2 separate regions of the Homo sapiens genome follow, and region 2 is linked to region 1. Evidence: chromatin loops called from intact Hi-C (ENCODE). Cell type or tissue: sigmoid colon. All regions are shown on one strand. Each heading gives the region's core, and the rest is flanking DNA. Links, peaks and the distances in the headings are about the cores only.

Region 1 (2,916 bases), core at 306-2,805:
TCACTAGCTTTACTCACCTAAATCAGGAAACAATTTCCTCCACGTGTCTGTTTTATTTTATGTAATAGGTCTGGCTGTGACAAGTTGGTGGTAGATTGAGGTTTTGCAAATGAAGCACCCATTTAGAGGAATCCTAACAATTTTTTGTAAGGCTAAGACACCTTTAAAAATCAGATAATTATAATGAAGTGGAAAGAATGCCAAGATAATCATCTTATTCTGTTCTGTGATATTCAGACTACCCTTAGAATTATGCAATCATCGAACTTTGTGAATGGGTTCAAGTCCAACTTAAAGGCTTGGTAATCTTGAGTCTAGCTAAGCTCCAGTTTATTCATAAGTAAAAATAAAACTAATACTAATAACTAGTACTTTTTGAATGCCACCTCTGTACCAGGCACTGTACTAAGTGCTTTAAATAATTTCATTTAGCCGGGCTCGGTGACTCATGCCTGTAATCCCAGCCCTTTGGGAGGCCAAGGTGGGTAGGTCACGAGGTCAGGAGATCAAGACCATCCTGGCTAACATGGTGAAACCCCGTCCTGACTAAAAATACAAAAAATTAGCTGGGCGTGGTGGCACACGCCTGTAATCCCAGCTACTCGGGAGGCTGAGGCAGGGGAATCGCTTGAACCTGGGAGGCAGAGGTTGCAGTGAGCTGAGATTGAGCCACTGCAGTCCAGTCTGGGTGAAGAGGGAGACTCTGTCTCAAATAAATAAATAATAATTTAACAGGTTTATTTAATTATTTCATTAATTCATGCAAGTATCTTATACAGTGGATTTACTGCAGCTCAGAGACATTAGCAACTTGCCCAAGTCATGGCTAATAAGTGGTAGAGTAAGAATTTGAACAATAAAGTCCATGCTCTTCTTATTTTTTGAGACAGGGTCTTGCTCTGTTGCCCAGGATGGAGTGCAGTGGTGCAAACATGGCTCACTACAGCCTCACCTCCAGGGCTCAAGCAATCCTCTTGCCTCAGCCTCCCATGTAACTAGGACCACAGGTACATGCTACCATGCCCGGCTAATTTTTTTATTTTTTGTAGAGATGGGGGTCTCATTATGTTGTCCAGGCTGGTCTCGAACCCCTGGGCTCGAGTAATCCTCCTGTCTTGGCCTCCCAAAGTCCTGGGATTACAGGCGTGAGCCACCGTGTCTGGCCCCATGCTCTTCTTAATCAATGGACTTTATTAAATGGAGATGGTGACTAAAGCTTTCTTCCTCCCTCATGAGCAGCAAAAGGGCAATGATGTGAAAGCACACTGCAAACTGCAAAATCCTGAGATTAATTCTTATTCTTCTCTACTAATATTGGGCTTTCTTAAAGCAAGGTGTAGCTACACCAAATTTTGGTGGCGTTATTCTCTTTCATAAGCAAGATGGGACCAGGTCTCTAACCCAACTCTATGGAGAAAGGGAGAACTGTCCTTCCAGTGCCATAGTTTCATACGTGGCTCCCACGGCCCTGCCCAAGCTGACCTCTGCCATATTCCCACTCTGAGCCAGGGCCCTGTGCCCTACAGGCATTGGCCTGTGTGCCCCGTCAACTTCACCAGGCTGACTGGAAGCAGCCCAGTAAACACACAGTTCTCACTGTCTGGAGTGGTGACTCAGTCACTCTTGGCAACATCTACTCTGTTTCCTTAAGGCTCAAAGAGCTCTTCATATGAACCTTGTTGAACAAGGACTCAAGGAGCTTCTCACCCACGTGCATGGCTACGAGATAGAACACGGAAACCAGGCTCACTCACAGACCAGCTTGGAGGTTTTAATTCCAACTTAAACATTCTCAAGCTTATTAAATTTTGTTTCAGAGAATCTTTGTCATCTTGAATAATGAATTCTGGATGTACAGGAACCAGGGATATGACTGGGCTCAAAGTTATTTGGCCACATTTCTCTTCGGAATCCTAAAATAACCACAACGTTGCATGTTTTTTTCTCCAATCACCCTATCTCATCCCATCCTTCCAACTTTTATTTTTCTTTTGACATTTCTTCTGTTTCAGGTACTTTCCCAGGTGTTAGGGATACAGCAATGGATATATGGTGTATGCCTTCAAGGGGTTCCAGGTCTTGGGGATGAAACAGAGCATAAAGCAGAAGGAAGGACAAAGCAAGAAGCTATCGTGATGATTGGTTTACGGACCTGTGGATCACAAAAGGGGTTGCCTAACTCAGTCCGAGGGCAAGTGGGAGTCAAGAATTCATTCAAGTCACTGAATGACTGCATGAAACTTCTAGAACTAAACCTTTTACAAAGTAGGAAAAAGAAATAAAATGTCCTGGGGTCCATGCCTAGTGATTAAAATCAAACTCAAGATAACAAAATATATAGATTCTGCACTTGATCAGGGCAAAATCTGGTCAGCCAAATACATTCATGATACTAATCATAACCAGGAATTCCAGGGGCATATCTATTCCACCCAAGCATAATGAAAAATGGGACATATAACTCAACCAGAATGTTGTTCTTCTCTGCTCACACAGCAGGCATATACTTTTTTCATTCAGTTGCACGTCGTGAATTTATTTCCACAATGAAGAATGCTTACAAGTCACCTCCCAGTCCATGATGGAAAAAAACAGGCATGCAGACTCAACTCTCATTTTTTCCCCAAATTTGGCTGACAAGCCAGAAGCAAAGTTGATGGTTTCAGATAATATCAAACTGACTATTGACCCAACCACTCCCAGCTGTCAATCCAGATACCAGTAGTTTGAGACAAATGGCAAACTTTCTCCAGCAAGAGTCACATTTTGTACTAAAGATGTAAATGAATGGCAGACCCGAATGCAATGTTATCCTCTCAGTTTGGGACTTAAAGGAGAAGATGAAGGCAGGAAAAGACAACCAGCATTAGCTCCACACTGAGGTGCACTGGGCTTGATGGACCCAGGTTCTCTCCC
Region 2 (2,916 bases), core at 300-2,799, 610 kb after region 1:
TTTTGAAAAAATTTTATTGACATTGAAAAATGTTCCCTCTATAATATTAAATAAAATTATATCTGATGTCATGGCATTATGAATTAATTCATTCATTCTGTAAATGTGCCAGGTATTGTTCTGGGAATTAAGGAACTTGCAGTGAACAAAACATGAAATCCCTCATGTTGTCAAGCTCCCATTCTAGAGAAGGAGACAAACAATGAAAACCTAAGTAAAGGACGGTGTTAGATAGTAATAAGCGCAGTTGAGAAAAATGTATCCAGAAAGATAGGAGAAATTTTTTTCTCCTTGATGCTTTAAAGTATTTTCTAACAATTTTTTTTAAGAGATGGGGTCTTGCTAGCTGTCTAGGCTGGAGTACAGTGACGCAATCATAGTTCACTGTAACCTCAAACTCCTGGGCTCAAGGGATCCTCCCGCCTCAGCTTCCTTGAGTAGCTCAGGTGTGTGCCACTGCAACTGGCCCAGAAAATATTACATGTAGGATCAGAAAATATACATACTTTTTAGAGAAAAAAAGCAATACCAAAAAAGTGATTACATTAAGAAATGAAGTTGGTTCACAACTTGGACCTAAGCTGGGATATGAACATGTGACTCTTTTGGTAGACTGATGTCCTACTGCCAGATGAGGGAAACAGACATTGGCTAAAGAAGGCAGGGCCCTGGTCTGCAGTGACCCAAAAGATAAGGCATTTAGTGAGGCAGCAGCCTGAGTCCCAGATCCAGGCTTGGATTGAGGAATGTGGCGTTAGTGGAGTTCTCAGAATCAGGACAGTACTGACAGCAAGATGTCCCTGGTGCCAGTATCCCCAAGCCCATCCCAAAAGTTTCAAATATGCTTGGATGTGCTTCCCTAAATAAGGCAAGGATTGATCTCTGAGCCCAGGGTGGAGCTGAGGCTGCAGGAGGTGAGGGGCGTTCTAATGTGACCTTCCAACGTGACATAACTCTCACAGTAGGCAGATAAATCAATGACTTCCACAGTGAGTACTTGAAAGTTCCATACAAGTTTCTGTTATCTTTCTTTTTGCCTTTTTCTGGGGCTGTTCGAGCCCAGCTACCTTACCCCGGCTCTGCTGAGGATGGTGCATGGACCTGTGAGCCAGTGAATTGGCTAAATCTGTCAGGAGACCCGTGGCCATCAGGAGACAGCAGTCTGTACCAGAAGGACCGTTTGCCTTCCCTTGGGTCCGGGACACTCCCCAAGGATATTCTAACTCCAGGTGCACCTTTCTGCCTCCTTCCTGGAAGGGCACCATAACACAGAGGGCAGGACAGGCAAGAGTCTAAAATGTGGCTTGGCCCTCCCTTAGTCACGTGATCATGGGCAAGGTATTTAACCACTCTGGGACCCTGTTTTCTCATCTGTAAACTGGGGGTTTCCCCACCTCAAGTAGTCTTTGAGAGAATGAAAAGAAAGCACCTTGGCAGAGGGCCTGGCACCCTACAGGGGCTGGGTAATTGTAACTGTTGCTGTTAACATTATTATCTTCCTTCCTGTTCTCAGAGCAGCCTGGCATCCAGCACAGGCTTTTCTCCACCTGAACCCCAAAGAACTCCCTCAGACCTTTCTTGCTGTGGCCTTGGACCACACCACTTGTGTGGACAATAGTCTCAAGAGTGAGTCCACAAGGATTCGGTTTTGAGGGAAGAAGAAGAAGATTGGAAGTTTTCCTAGGTCTGGGTCAGCCCAAGCCAACCAATTCTTCTCTGCTCTCTGCTGCCCCCTCTTGGTTCCAAGCCTGAAGAGCCAGTTGCCCACTCGTCCATAGTGTTACACCTCCTGTGGAAATGAGGATGAAAGAGGAGAAATTGTAAGCAGTTTAAAGAAGAAAATAAGCAAACAAAAAACTGGAGATTTATAGACATGCCTGCCTTGCCCTGCCATTGGGACACTAATGGCTCAGGTGCCCCTGTGATCTGAGGCTTTACAAAAAAATGGAAACCAGGCTTTGCCTTTTACCCATTTGGGTGGGGGCGGGTCCTTACCGTATCTCTAAAGAAAATGAATTAGAGAAAATTCTACAAAACCTGGCAGGAGGGTTACCGTTTCCCCCATTCTTAGGCCTATGTCAGGCATTACCAAACAATTACTTCATTTTTTTTCCTGCTGAATGCAGACCCAGCCTCAGAATCTTTCTCAATACAGCTGTACTCCGAGCAGCCAGTCCTAGTCATTGGTCAGAGTTGGTGCACAAGAGCTGAGGGCTGCAGCCAGAGAGAAGATGAGGATCAAAGCTTCCTGCTGTGTGCCTGCTCTTATGTCAGCTTTCTCCAGGTGACCTGGATACTTCATCGCTGCAACAGGGTAGCACCGGGCTTCGGTTCTCAAAATGTACAATCGTCCCTCGGTATCCACAGGATTCCAGGGCTCCCTGCAGAAACCCAAATCTGTGGATGCTCAACTCCCTTATATAAAATGACATACTATTTGCATATAACCTATGCATATGCTCTCATGTGCGTTAAATCATCTCTAGATTATTTATAATATCTAATACAATGTAAATGCTACATAAATAGTTGTTATATTGTTATTGGCTTTTATTTGTATTATTATTGTTCTTTTCCTTCAAATAGTTTCAATCCTTGGTTGGTTGAATCCGAGGGTGCAGAACCTGTGAATATGAAGGGTTGACTGTATTAGCAATTTTATTTAGAAAATCTGTAAATAAGGTATCACTAAATTGGGACTTCAATGCATCACTGAGCCACAGGGTGTGTTGGTATTTTACTGAGGGAGCTGAAAAGATTGCTGGTAGGCGGGAATATTGCCCAGGCTGAGTCACCTAGGAATGGCAAATAGGTGCGTACTTGGATGATATTAAGTGATGTATTTTCCTCCAGTATCTCTTAAAGCTGCTAAACTGGACCATGAAGCACCTGTTGCCTCCTGATTGGGTGATTACA

The links. Peaks named below come from ENCODE experiments on the same cell type or tissue, not always from the same donor. Only the 100,000 strongest peaks of a DNase experiment are listed, where the experiment ranks them.
Region 2: a loop joins it to region 1, with 3 times the contacts of the local background. A loop is called at or near these places in 9 of 110 quality-filtered maps.

Annotation. Positions count from the first base shown.
Region 1 is chr11:19,918,101-19,921,016 of GRCh38, reverse strand. All of the region lies in intron 6 of NAV2 (neuron navigator 2), which reads right to left. Among named protein-coding and RNA genes, the nearest start is that of NAV2-AS3, 62 kb to the left of the region's middle. In sigmoid colon, for the core only: no CTCF peak of the experiment used is centred there; a DNase peak (open chromatin) is centred at 1,556.
Region 2 is chr11:19,310,340-19,313,255 of GRCh38, reverse strand. It overlaps CSRP3-AS1 (CSRP3 and E2F8 antisense RNA 1), which reads right to left. Exons shown (of 6, transcript NR_183675.1): 6 at 1-2,624. Among named protein-coding and RNA genes, the nearest start is that of E2F8, 71 kb to the right of the region's middle. In sigmoid colon, for the core only: a CTCF peak has its summit at 1,759 (motif pointing left); a DNase peak (open chromatin) is centred at 1,725.